2 separate regions of the Homo sapiens genome follow, and region 2 is linked to region 1. The links are chromatin contacts, found by Hi-C or POLR2A ChIA-PET in ENCODE. All regions are on one chromosome and are shown on one strand. Each heading gives the region's core, a stretch centred on a gene start or an enhancer-like site at or near the end of the contact. The rest is flanking DNA. Distances are from core to core; before and after follow the strand shown. Region 1 has its middle 220 kb from the start of CD96. Region 2 overlaps TMPRSS7 (transmembrane serine protease 7).

Region 1 (6,752 bases), core at 1,310-3,809:
AAAACAATCTGGCAATTCCTCAAAAAGTTAAACAGAATTACCATATGGGTCAGCAATTTCATTCCAAGACAATTGAAAACATATGTTCACAAAAAAATACACAAATGTTCATAGCAGCATTATTCATAACAGACAAAAGATGTAACAACCCAAATATCTATCAACTAATTAAAAAACAAAATGTGGTATAGTCATACAATGGAATGTTACTCAGCCATGAAAAGCAATGTAATATTGATACATGCCATAACATGTATGAACCTTAAAATATTATACTAAGGGAAAAAATGCCAGTCACAAAGGACCATGTAGTACATGATTTTATTTGCATAAAATGTCCAGAATAGGACAATTTAGAGACACAGGAAGTGGATTAGTGGTTGCTTAGGGCTGCGGGGGAGGGAGATGGAGATACTAGTAGATTAGTTGTTGCTTAGGCCTGTGGGGAAGAGGGGATGGAGATACTAGGGGGTAATACCTAAAGGTTAACGGGTTTCTTTCTGAGGTGATGAAAAATGTTCTAAAATTGTTTGTGGTGATGATTGCTTGACTCTGAATATACTTAAAACCCTTAAATTGTATATTTTCAACAGGTGAATTTTACGGTATGTGATATATATCTCAATAAAGCTGTGGTTTTTTTTATTTAAAAAAAAAAGTCAAAAAGAAATGATGGAGAGAAAACAAGTCCTTGGTATTGTTTGAATTATTGGACCATGCCTTGCCTAAAGTCATTTCTGCCTCAACACTCTCAGTTACATGAACCAGATAAATATCTCCATTGTTTAAATCAATTTGAGTTGAGATTTGGATTACTTGCAACATACTTGGATTCATAACGAACATATACTGTGGCAATGACTTATCAGGAAAAATTGAGTTAAGAAAGCAGGTTGAGAGCAGGGAAACGAAATAAAGGCTATGACAATAATTGAGAGAATGACAGGCAGTGAAAAGGAGTTGGCAATGTGGATGCTGAATCTAGAAGATTGGAAGAGGGAAAATTGAAAATGTCTGAAGAGACAAATCTTAGGAATTGGAGATCTCTGCTGAACTCTGAGCCCTGGCTGGTAAGGACAGTGTTTAATTCATCATTGCTGCATTACACAGTTTAGCTGCTGTAATAATTCCGAAGCACCATTTGCTTTCAACTATCATTTATTTCTTGCTCATATGATATGTAGACTGTGAGTCAGCTGCAGCTCTGCTTCAGGCTGCAGCTCTCTTGCCTATGGCCTCTCGTTCCAGAAGCCAGGAAGAAGGGGCAAGCCCTCTCTGGGAATACTGCTCTCAGGCAAGGGAAGGCAGGGCCAGAGCATTGGCCAAACTTGCAATGCTTTTTGAAAGCCTTTGCTCACTCATGGTGTATATCACAGCCCATATTCCTTTGCCCAAAATATGTCACATGGCCAACCAAACCCAAAGTCAATGAAGCAGAAAAGTATTACTTTCCACACGGAAAACACCATAAATCACACAGCAATGAGCGGGGATATAGTACCTTCTCCAGGAGAAGGAAGAAGTGAGTAATTGTTAACAATAACTCAATTTCTCAAAATTGCTTTTCCTTACCTATCATTCTACCTGGTATATTGTAGATAGCAAACACTTATTTATCATTTGAACAAATTAGGATATAAATGAACAACTATATGCATTGATAAATGGAGAAAGAACCTTTTGTGGAGATGCAAAAAGAAGAGGAAAAGATGAGTTTATGTTGATTTTGAAGAACTAAGGAAGGTAAGGATAGAGATTATTCAGCTAATAATTATAAAGTTGCAGAAAGAGAGTAAGAGTGAAAGTTAAGAGTGAAAGAGACACCGATGGGAGACAGATGCTGTGAAGTAGGTGAGATCACCAAGGAAGACTGTGTACAGTGAGAGCAGAAATGGGTTGTTAGAGCTGGAAGAGAAATAGATGCCATGAAACATCAGTCAGGATGTGGTCAGAGGCCAGAACAATGCAATGTCAAGGGTTTTGAAAAGAAAAGGTGGTCAATAGTGTCCAAGGTATGTTAATAACCATTAAATGATAGAGTTCTGTCACCTTTTTTTTTTCTACAGAGGTCCATTTCACACAGGAAAATAAGTTAACCGAAGGCTATATGTTAGCAAAAACCTAATTAAATTTTGTGAAGGGTGAAGAAAAGATATTTTGAAGGAGAAAAAAAGATTCAAATCACCTGATTTAAAAATTATGCCCAAGCAGCAAACAAAAATTAATATATATAGCAAACATGTAACAATAAACTTCAATTCCCTATTATAGCCAGATAAGAGAGAAGTAGCAAAGGGAATGAACGAGAATAATAAAGGAAGAGAGGAGGAAATGGAAAAAAAAGGAGGCTAGAACAAAATGAAACTAAAAACAAGGAAGCAGTCTCAGCCTAGTGGTTCTCAACACTGGCTACACGTTAGAATCACCTGGGGAGATTTTAAAAAATACTAATACTTGGGCTCAACCCTGAGAGATTCTCAACTAATAGGCCTAGAATAAGACCTGATATTGGTATTTTTAAAAAGTCCCAGGTGGTCTTAGAGGTACAGAGGAGAAATGGAGTGGCATGTGGAGTGAGGTAAATTACTTTTGTCCCATCTCGTAGTTTACTTGGACTATAGGCTCTAAGAAATCTTCAAGATGAAAATTAGCTATCATGACAGGCACAGTTCAGCTGCATTTTACTCTTAAGACAGTGAGAGTGATGAAATAAATGGGAGCTCAGGAGGTAAATAAATTCCTGAAGACCTGGCTATAATTCTAACTGTTAGGCCTTAATATCTCTTGGCATCTTAAATCTCATAGCATATCTGGGTCTGTTTCCACACCTGCAAAATGGAAACGTATAGGCAAGATGATTTCTAAGGCCATTATCACAGTTTTGATTTGAAGAGTCTTAGAAGGGAAGAGGGTAGGATGGCCAGTCAAAATCAGCTCTCTCCTGGCCTGTACTGAATGATCTATTGCACTTAAATGTACACTTAGTACATATTTTAAGGAAAAGCAAAAATGTGGTTGGGTGGAGCTAGAAAGTCAAAAAAGCAGGAAAGAAAAGGCTCTTTTAATTTCAGCATACATGAAAGTTTCGTGTTTGGGTTTTTTAAAAAATAAATATTGCTGAGTGGCACTATGTGTTTATGCTTTGGGCCTTTATTATTAATAAAACGGCACTGCTTTTCCCATTATCTACAAATGATCTGAAGTACCTTGAGGGTCAGAAAAACTTTAGCCAAGCAAGACAGTAAGGCTTATGTGGAAAATGGATGAGAACTATTTGCCTATTGGAAAGAAAAGAGGGTTGTAAGAGAGCTTCAGATTCTAAACTCTATTTTCAATTTTAGCTTCAGACAGGGAGGGAGAGGCAAGAAAGGAAACATAAAGGCAGAATTAGGGCAAGGACTGCACACCCCTACCAGCCCCAGCCCCATTACAACACTGCTTTGTACAGATGGCAGTTGCCACTTGGTCCTGGCTTTGCAGCTTCTAGGTCACCCTCTGTGCCAAGGAGAAGCAAAGCTCATGGCTTCTTTGCACCAGAGGCTGGAGGTTGCACTGACTCTTTATTGAAGTTGGTCTAACTTGCCCCACTGCAGATGTTCAAGCCCCAGAGGGCTCTGGGAGAATCAAGCCTTTTCGTTGCATTGCTTAGACCCATGCGTCTCCCTGTGTGAGCACAGTTCAGAAGCTACCTGGCGCACTTTTAAAGTGAAGAGGAGCCATACATTATGGGAATGTTTATATTAATGGATTTGATTTATCGCCAACTTCCTTTCAAAATGACCCAATTTATAGTAGCACCCTATATCAAGAAATAAATACAAATGAAAGAAGATCTAGTTAAAATATCACATTTTCTTGCTCTTCCGGGTAGGATTAGTTGTTCCTTATCTGTGCTCCTCAGTTATTATAACAATAGCTACCTTTCATCAGATGTGAGAAACATCAGCGGGCTAAGTGTTTTACATACACTTAATGCTCACAAAGCCCAAGGCTGTAAGAATTATTATTTCTCCACGTTCAGATACAAAAACTCAGCCTGAACGAGGTCAATCCATGTGATCAAGATTGCTCAGCTAATAAATGGCAGAACCAAAATATAAACACAGAATGATTAACTCTGGAATTTCAACTACTGCTAAATACTGCCTCTATCAAGCACATCTTCTTTAAAATAGCATAAATTTCTGATTATAAAAGTCATGCATGACCATCATAGGTAATTTGCTTAAATCAAGAAAAATTTTAAAAGTACTCATTCTTCATAACCTTCTCTACCAGTCACACTAGACCTTGGTTAATATTTTTATGTTTTGTGGCATTTTAAAAACTTTTATAAAAAATGTTTTACTGGATATAATATTATTTGCACTTTTCCCACAACACTGAATTCTTCATGAATACAAATTTTAACTGAAAATAATAGTTCATAATAATTTAAGTAAACAACATCCCCCTGGACTTTTGGGTTTCTTTTTTTCTGCTGTTTTAAATATCACTAGGATGAACCTCTTACACAGAAACCTTTGTTCCCACTTCTGATCATTTCCTTAAGATACATATCAAGTGGCCTGTTAAACATCTCTTCTCTGGGAACCACCTGCTCCTCCCGCAGGTGTTTTCTATATTTATATTCAAGCTGTGGAATCCTGCCTTTCTAACCATACCTAATGTGTGCAGTGTTGTATGCCAGACCCAAACTAGTCTATTTAGTTTTGGAATTTGGCATTTTAACCCGAGAGACATAGACACTGAGTGTTATTTCTAGCCAAGTCACATACTGGCAACATTCCAGAGGAAGAATGATCCTGCTGATAAGATCGCCAAAGCTGCCCTGGTTCCTGACCTTCCCAAAGCCTGGAATTTTACCCATTCCTTGTATATCCCCAGATTCACCAGTATCTTTTCAATAAATACCCTTATTTGGACACACCATGTCTGGTTGGTTTCGGAAACTTTAAATTAAAGAGACTTAATTAGTGAAAAAGAAAGTAATGTTTCTTGAAGAGGTATTACTTGGTTAAATTTAAGGTCATTCATGCATGTTGCCAAGTTGTTCCCTGGAAATTTCTATAGTTTGCATTCCCATCAGAAAACACAAGGGAGGATCCTATTATTTTTAATATTTTTGCCAAATTTAAAGGCAGATAGTACCATTTCATTCTTTACATTTGAATTTCATTAATTACCAATAATGTTTAACATTTTTATATGCTTATTAGTTATATTTTGTCAACCTCTGTGCCTATTTCCATTTGCCTGCTGTTATCTAAGGCTTTCTCTTATTGATCTATATACATCTTTATATATTGAGAATGTTAACCTTGATGAGAATACTTCTCACATTTTGCTGTAATTGTATAATTATGTATCTGTCACTCCTCTCCCACCACTGCCTTTCCTATATTTGAAGCTTCTGCCGGGCTGAACTGTACACAATTCTTGTATTAGAATGAACTAGTGTATGCTGTGTTACCAAATAGTCCAATATCTCAGTTGCTTCACACACACACACAAAAGGAATATATATTTTTTAAGTTTGTTAGGGGTGGCAGCATCCTGCTCATTTCAATGCTTAGCGACCCAGGTTGTTGGAAGCTCCATATTGACTCATGTTTCCATAAGCACTGTGACAGTTCAGGCAATTTGGTGAAGTGTGTGCTCATTCTGCCCACAAATAATGTACATCCCTTCTGTTCATATTTCATTTATCAAAATGACCCATGTTGTCATAACAAATTTCAAGTGAGAAGGGATGTACAATCCTACCACATGCCTGGCAGGAAGGGAGAGTCAAAATATACATGAAAGGCCAATGGCTACCACATCCCTGTGCTATCTCACCATTTCTCGCAGCTTCATGCTACTGGAAGGCTCTCCTTCTAGTTCTTCATGTTCAAATTCAACCAATGCTTCAAAGGTCATGTCTTTTCTGAAGTTGTTTCTTATTTCCTCCAAATGGAATTTATTTCATCATCTTCTGACCCCCCTTAAAATCTTTACTAAGAGAGTAATTTCTTTCTGTCTTGATTTACAGTCACTTATGTACATTTTTCTCTCTTTCATTTGAATTGTGAGCTTCTTCAGGGAAAGCTCTGTATCTGATTTGTGTTCATATACTTTACAGGGCTTAGTCCAGTGCCTTGTATATTAAACTTGAGATAAATGTTGCTCGAGTGAAAAACATATATAAGTCCTAACTTATAGACATTCATTTTTGCATAATACCAAGATTTACTTGAAACTCAATAGTGTTAATAATAATTAAATTTTTAAACATGCTAAACTTTAAAAAAACTTTTGTTTTAGGTTCAGGGTACACGTGCACGTTTGTTATATAGGTAAATTGCATGTCATAAGGGCTTGGTGTACATATTATTTCATCACCCAGATAATAAGCATAGTACTTGATATGTAGTTTTTTCAATCCTCACCTTCCCCCAACCCTTCGCCCTTAAGTAGGTATCTGGTGTTCCCTTCTTTTTATCCATAGGTACTCAATGTTTAGCTCCAACTTATAAGTGAGAACGTACGGTATTTGCTCTTCTGTTCCTGTGTTAGTTCACTTAGGATTATGACCTCCAGCTCCGTCTATGTTGCTGCAAAGGACATAACCTCATTCTTCTTTATGACTGCTTAGTATTCCATGCAGTATATACCACATTTTCTTTATTCGGCCTACTGTTAATAGGCATTTAGTTTGATTCCATGTCTTTACTATTGTGAATAGTGCTGCAATGAACATACATGTGCAC
Region 2 (6,663 bases), core at 3,246-5,745, 750 kb before region 1:
TCATCCTCTGCAGGGGAAGGGCATGACCATTCATTCATACACACACCTGCTTCGTGTCTTCGCCCCCAGCCAGTTACCCAGCACTTCTCCCCACTGCGAACTCTCTGACCAGTGGGAGGAATGCATATTGGCTGAATGAGCTGTTTCAGGGTCTCAGGCCAGGCAATACTGAGCTGTAGCAAAGCAATATCATAATCAAAAGTCTGACTGTTATAGTACTCGTGGACCACAATTCTTCTCACCGGGGAGACAAACTTGGCATTCCCCTGAACATACATCCCGAGGTGTGCAGTCCATGGTGTGGGATCTGACAGCCTGATAGAACAGTAATGAAACATAAAGTTAGCAGCTTAAAGAACCACATACAGTTTGCAAACAAGCACTCTAAAGAGTTGAGGGCTGAAAAAGAAGGGCCTGACTTCCAGGGTGTTATTATAGTCACTGGCTTTGTCCGGGGACCATGGCAGAAAGCGTAACTGTGAGCCTCCCTTGTCTCCCTCAAAAAGTCAGAAATGACGTAAGCTGTATTAGGAGTGGCAAGTAATAGAAAATTCACTCAACAGTGTCCTAAGCAAATGCCTGGACATTTTCTTTCCACTAGTATTTCATGAACCACACACAGGTCAAGAATGTTGGTAACTAGAATTAATTTGTTACATTCTTCCTATTCATGCTGACAATGGCATTTGATGGAGAATCCTACTACCAAATTCAAATGATATGAATACCAAGATAGATTAGAAATCAAAGTGCTATAAGCAGGAATTTAATGAAATTCCTTCTGGCAAACTACTGGAAGCCTTAATGATCACTACTCTTACTGCTCAACAATGCCCATTCATAGGGTCACCAACTGCCATTCCCATCAGTCCTTCCAGAATCCCAATCTTGACCTCCATGACCTTGCACAAGTCACAGAAGAACTTGTAATCTCCATGTGAAGCGTCCATCTCCATCAGCATAGCAGTGGGGTAAAGAGTGGGAGTGAAAAAAATGAGGAAGCCCCAAAATTTTGGTCACTAATTTGCTTAGCTGATGTCTCATGAGTGTCAATGGACACCCAAAGAAATATTAGGGTTAATACATTATTTGGAGCAGTTTCACAGCATTAGAGACTCATGATCAAACAGATGTGAAGCTATCTTAATAATTAACACAAATCCTATAATTTTCAGGGAAACAAATATCCAAACTGTGTAACTTCATTGAAATACTAAAAAAAAAATGCAGAATGAGAAGTGAATGATTTTTTTAACCTAAGATTCAGTAGATTCCAATAGTAAGTTTAAATTTTAAGTGAGGTTATTTTCTAAGATGTCCTCTTACCCTTGGCTGGAAGAGCATCTATCCCATCATAATCCCATTGGGGACCTCCATTCTCCAGTCACTCTCCAGTGCCCATTTTTCTCCACATTCTCCACACATTCTCTTAAGTTTGCTCCCTCTGAGTTAAAAGCCCTATCTTATTTTCCCAGCCTTAGTAAAAGCCTATTCATTCTTGATGTTTCCTTTGTGCTTTTTTTATACCAATAATACCTTAAAAAAAAATGTTTGTCACACACGTGGGATCCAAAAAATGAAAGTGCAATTGAATTGATTGAATGTCCCCAACAGGGATCTGCTTCCCACAATTTGAGGGCAGATATATTGTCTATGGCCACAGAGTGCCACTTGAAAGTAAGGACCGTGAGGCCCTACCTGTTTCCATGAAAACAGTGGGCTGCAGAAAGAAGCCACTCCCTGGAGATGACTGAGGCACCACAGTAGGCAGATCCAACAAAGTGGAGGCTGACCTGCCACGGCCAACCCCCCTCCAGGGTGTCTGTGCCTCCGATGATGCGGTGAAGGGCGGAGGAACTCCTGCTGCAGGCTTTGGTGGAGAAAGGGCATGTGATTTAAAGGTAGACTTGGAAGAAAAACTAGAAGTTAAGCCAGTTTTAGTGCTGGCTGGGAACTGACTCACTAGGTAGCAATTTGAAATCTCCTTATCTAGAGGACAGAGAACATGTGAGTCTGTCTGAAACCAATACAAACAAACCACTCCCTCCTTCCTGAAGCATGCCCTGACACAGTCTCTATACCACAACGCAGATGAGAGGAGGAGGGGGACCTGCTGTAACAGCTGAACTGACACAAACAGCTGCCTATGGATTTAGATTGTCAGGTAAAGAGGAATGTAAATGAATTGAGAATTTCTTTGAAGTTGTGCTGATGTGACAGAAAGGATTGGGGAAAAGATTTATAAGACCTGGACAAATGAAAACCTACAGGGAAAACTAGTTATCAGAGCAATTGTTTGCTAGTGTAAATAGTATTGGTAAAGATGTATAATTTACATGTTGCCACATGGCCAAGTAGTAGCCACATGACTAATAGGAGCATGTGGGAGATTAGTTATTGAGTCAGGCCTAAAGAAACAGCACTTGATATTGTTAGTAACATAAGGCATTAACAGGTCATCCACTGCGTTCCAGTTTCTATTTATTTTCTCACAAGGTTTTTATTTAAGATCTTCTCCCTTGATTAAAATTATTAAAAAGTGAAAGTTCTCATTTTAAAAATTTAATTCATTAATGCTGTTATCAAGAAGACAGAATCCATTCCAGAGTTTTTATTTCTGAGAAACAATTTCAGACTCAGTTTGTCAATAGTTACTATTCTTGTTTTGGCTATGGCAACCTCGATCAAGGGAAATACACCAAGAAGGGAATGAAAATATAACAAACAGGTAAACTGAAGAGGGAATACAGGAACCCAAAGGAATGAATTTCTACTTACTGCAGCCTTCTTCATCACTTCCATCTGGACAATCCACTGTCCCATCACATTTTGCATTTTGTTTCCTAAAGCAAATATCATTGCCACACTTAAAAGTTCTGTTGTTGCATGGAATACCTAACAATGGACAAAAGAAGAAACAGCTTTCCTTAGCCAGAAACAAACTTGAGTGAATGAGATTTGAATGAATAACTCCAAACCCCATAAAAAATGGTTTAATCACAGGATTGGTATTTGCTGCTCTGGGATAAATGGCAGAGAGAAGAGAAGCAACCTCACAGTGATCCATTTCTTCACCTAAGAAAAGCCATTTGAACGCTGGCAGGCATATTTGTTGAGAATCAATCCAACCACCTCTTCTTTCTCCCATAGCAGGTGAGACATGAAGAAGTGCGACATATCAGTGGCTTTAGGCTGCAGCCTCTTTGCTATTACCTTCTCTTATTCTCCAAGAAAACTTTTGAGCAAAAATCACAGCCATGCTCAGTTATTTTATATCAGTAGGAGGCAAAATGGACAGACTTGTGAATTACAACACATTTGTTCACAACCTTGGAGGTTTGTTTCTTCAAGGGTGAGAGTGGAACGTGTTCCATTCCAGTATTTGGCAAGTTCCTCTACATCAGGTCCTCTGTATCCTACAATCCTGAGCATCATTAAAAGCAAGTAAGCAATAAGAAACTGCCAGTATTACAAAAGAAACTACCATCAGAGTGAACAGGCAACCTACAGAATGGGAGAAAATTTTTGCAATCTACACATCTGACAAAGGGCTAATCTCCAGAATCTACAAAGAACTCAAACAAATTTACAAGAAAAAAACAGACAACCCCATCAAAAAGTGGGCAAAGGATATGAACAGACACTTCTCAAAAGAAGACATTTATGCAGCCAACAGACACATGAAAAAATGCTCATCATCACTGGTCATCAGAGAAATGCAAATCAAAACCACAATGAGATACCGTCTCACCGCAGTTAGAATGGTGATCATTAAAAAGTCTAGAAAAGGCCAGGCGCGTAATTACAGGTGGCTCCTGCCTGTAATCCCAGCACTTTGGGAGGCTGAGGCGGGTGGATTGCCTGAGGTCAGGAGTTCGAGATCAGTGTGGCCAACATGGTGAAACCCCATCTCTACTAAAAATACAAAAAAAATAGCTGGGCATGGTGGTGTGCACCAGTAATCCCAGCTACTCGGGAGGCTGAGGCAGGGGAATTGCTTGAACCCGGGAGGTGGAAGTTGCAGTGAGCCCAGACTGTGCCACTGCACTCCAGCCTGGGCAACAGAGCAAGATTCTGTCTCAAAAAAAAAAAAAAAAAAAAGTCAGGAAACAACAGATGCTGGAGAGGACATGGAGAAATAGGGACACTTTTACACTGTTGGCGGGAGTGTAAATTAGTTCAACCATTGTGCAAGATGGTATGGTGATTCCTCAGGGATCTAGAACTAGAAATACCATTTGACCCAGCAATCCCATTACTGGGTATATACCCAAAGGATTATAAATCTTGCTACTATAAAGACACATGCACACGTATGTCTATTGCAGCACTATTCACAATAGCAAAGATTTGGAACCAACCCAAATGTCCATAAATGATAGACTGGATTAAGCAAATGTGGCACATATGCCTGGCTTGGCAGGTCCCACGTCCACAGAGCCTTGTTCACTGCTAGCGCAGCAGTCTGAGATCCAACTGCCAGGCGGCAGCCTGGCTGAGGGAGGGGCGTCCGCCATTGCTGAGGCTTGAGTAGGTAAACAAAGCAGCCAGGAAGCTCAAACTGGGTGGAGCCCACTGCAGCTCAGCAAGGCCTACTGCCCCTATAGACTCCACCTCTGTGGGCAGGGCATAGCTGAACCAAAGGCAGCAGACAACTTCTGAAGACTTAAACGTTCCACTCTGACAGCTCTAAAGAGAGCAGTGCTTCTCCTGGCATGGCATTTGAGCTCTAAGAACAGACAGACTGCCTCCTCAAGTGGGTCCCTGACCCCTGTGTAGCCTAACTGGGAGACACCTCCCAGTAGGGGCCAAGAGACACCTCATATAGGCGGGTGCCCCTCTGGGACGAAGCTTCCAGAGGAAGGATCAGGCAGCAATATTTGCTGCTCTGCAATATTTGCTGTTCTGCAGCCTCCACTGGTGATACCCAGGAAAACAGCATCTGGAGTAGACCTCTAGCAAACTCCAACAGACCTGCAGCTGAGGGACCTGACTGTTAGAAGCAAAACTAACAAACAGAAAGGAACAGCATCAACATCAACAAAAGGGACATCTACACCAAAACCCCATCTGTAAGTCACCAACATCAAAGACCGAAGGTAGATAAAACCACAAAGATGGGGAGAAACCAGAGCAGAAAAGCTGAAAATTCTAAAAACCAGAGCGCCTCTTCTCCTTCAAAGGAATGCAGCTCCTCACCAGCAACGGAACAAAGCTGGAGGAGAATTACTTTGACAAGTTGACAGAAGTAGGCTTCAGAAGGTAGGTAATAACAAACTTCGCTGAGCTAAAGGAGATGTTCAAACCCATCACAAGGAAGCTAAAAACCTTGAAAAAAGATTAGACAAATGGCTAACTAGAATAAACAGTGTAGAAAAGACCTTAAATGACCTGATGGAGCTGAAAACTATGGCACGAGAACTACGTGACACATGCACAAGCTTCAGTAGCTGATTCCATCAAGTGGAAGAAAGGGTATCAGTGACTGAAGATCAAATTAATGAAATGAAGTGAGAAAAGAAGTTTAGAGAAGAAAGAGTAAAAAGAAATGAACAAGGTCTCCAAGAAATATGCGACTATGTGAAAGGACCAAATCTACATTTGATTGGTGTACCTGAAAGTGATGGGGAGAATGGAACCAAGTTGGAAAACACTCTGCAGGATATTATCCATGAGAACTTCCCCAACCTTACATGGCAGGCCAACATTCAAATTCAGGAAATACAGAGAACACCACAAAGATACTCCTTGAAAAGAGCAACCCCAAGACACATAATTGTCAGATTTGCCAAGGTTGAAATGAAGGAAAAAATGTTAAGGGCAGCCAAAGACAAAGGTCAGGTTACCCACAAAGGGAAGCCCATCAAACTAACAGCGGATCTCTCGGCAGAAACCCTACAAGCCAGAAAAGAATGGGGGCCAATATTCAACATTCTTAAAGAAAAGAATTTTCAACCCAGAATTTCATATCCAGCCAAACTAAGCTTCATAAGTGAAGGAGAAATAAAATCCTTTACAGACAAGCAAATGCTGAGAGATTTTGTCACCACTAGGCCTGCCTTACAAGAGCTCCTGAAGGAAGCACTAAACATGGAAAGGGACAACTGGTACCAGCCACTGCAAAAACATGTCAAATTGTAAAGGTCATCGATGCTATGAAGAAATTGCATCAACTAACGGGCAAAATGACCAGCTAACATCATAATGACAGGATAAAATTCACACATAACAATATTAACCTTAAATGTAAATGGGCTAAATGCCCCAGTTAAAAGACACAGACTGGCAAACTGGATAAAGAATGACAAGTTAACAGGTGCAGCACACCAACATGGCACATGTATACATATGTAACAAACCTGCACGTTGTGCACACGCACCCTAGAACTTAAAGTATAATAATAATAATAATAAAAGAGTCAAGACCCATCAGTGTGCTGTATTCAGGAGACCCATCTCATGTACAGAGACAGACATAGGCTCAAAATAAAGGGTTGGAGGAAGATCTACCAAGCAAATGAAAAGCAAAAAAAAGCAGAGGTTGCAATCCTAGTTTCTAATAAAACAGACATTAAACCAACAAAGATCAAAAGAGACAAAGAGGGCCATTACATAATGGTAAAGGGATCAATTAAACAAGAAGAGCTAACTATCCTAAATATA

Evidence for each region. A loop is a pair of places that touch in the nucleus more often than their neighbours do. ChIA-PET counts read pairs that join two places held with the same protein, here RNA polymerase II (POLR2A). Pooled maps may share reads with other maps.
Region 2: a loop to region 1 is called in a pooled map, with 8 times the contacts of the local background. The contact joins two enhancer-like sites. A Hi-C loop is called at or near these places in 1 of 168 maps with a recorded cell type or tissue (naive thymus-derived CD4-positive, alpha-beta T cell) and 3 of 50 pooled maps. POLR2A ChIA-PET finds 5 or more read pairs at or near these places in 1 of 52 experiments (activated T-cell).

Annotation. Positions count from the first base shown.
Region 1 is chr3:111,319,983-111,326,734 of GRCh38, reverse strand. No RefSeq gene overlaps it. Among named protein-coding and RNA genes, the nearest start is that of CD96, 220 kb to the left of the region's middle. Within about 2 kb of position 2,559, at least 3 of the 41 ENCODE cell types and tissues checked have a DNase peak (open chromatin) inside an H3K27ac peak, as active enhancers do.
Region 2 is chr3:112,070,528-112,077,190 of GRCh38, reverse strand. TMPRSS7 (transmembrane serine protease 7) reads right to left here. Exons shown (of 18, transcript NM_001395507.1): 14 at 2,779-2,895; 15 at 1,699-1,870; 16 at 47-315. Among named protein-coding and RNA genes, the nearest start is that of C3orf52, 13 kb to the left of the region's middle. Within about 2 kb of position 4,495, at least 2 of the 41 ENCODE cell types and tissues checked have a DNase peak (open chromatin) inside an H3K27ac peak, as active enhancers do.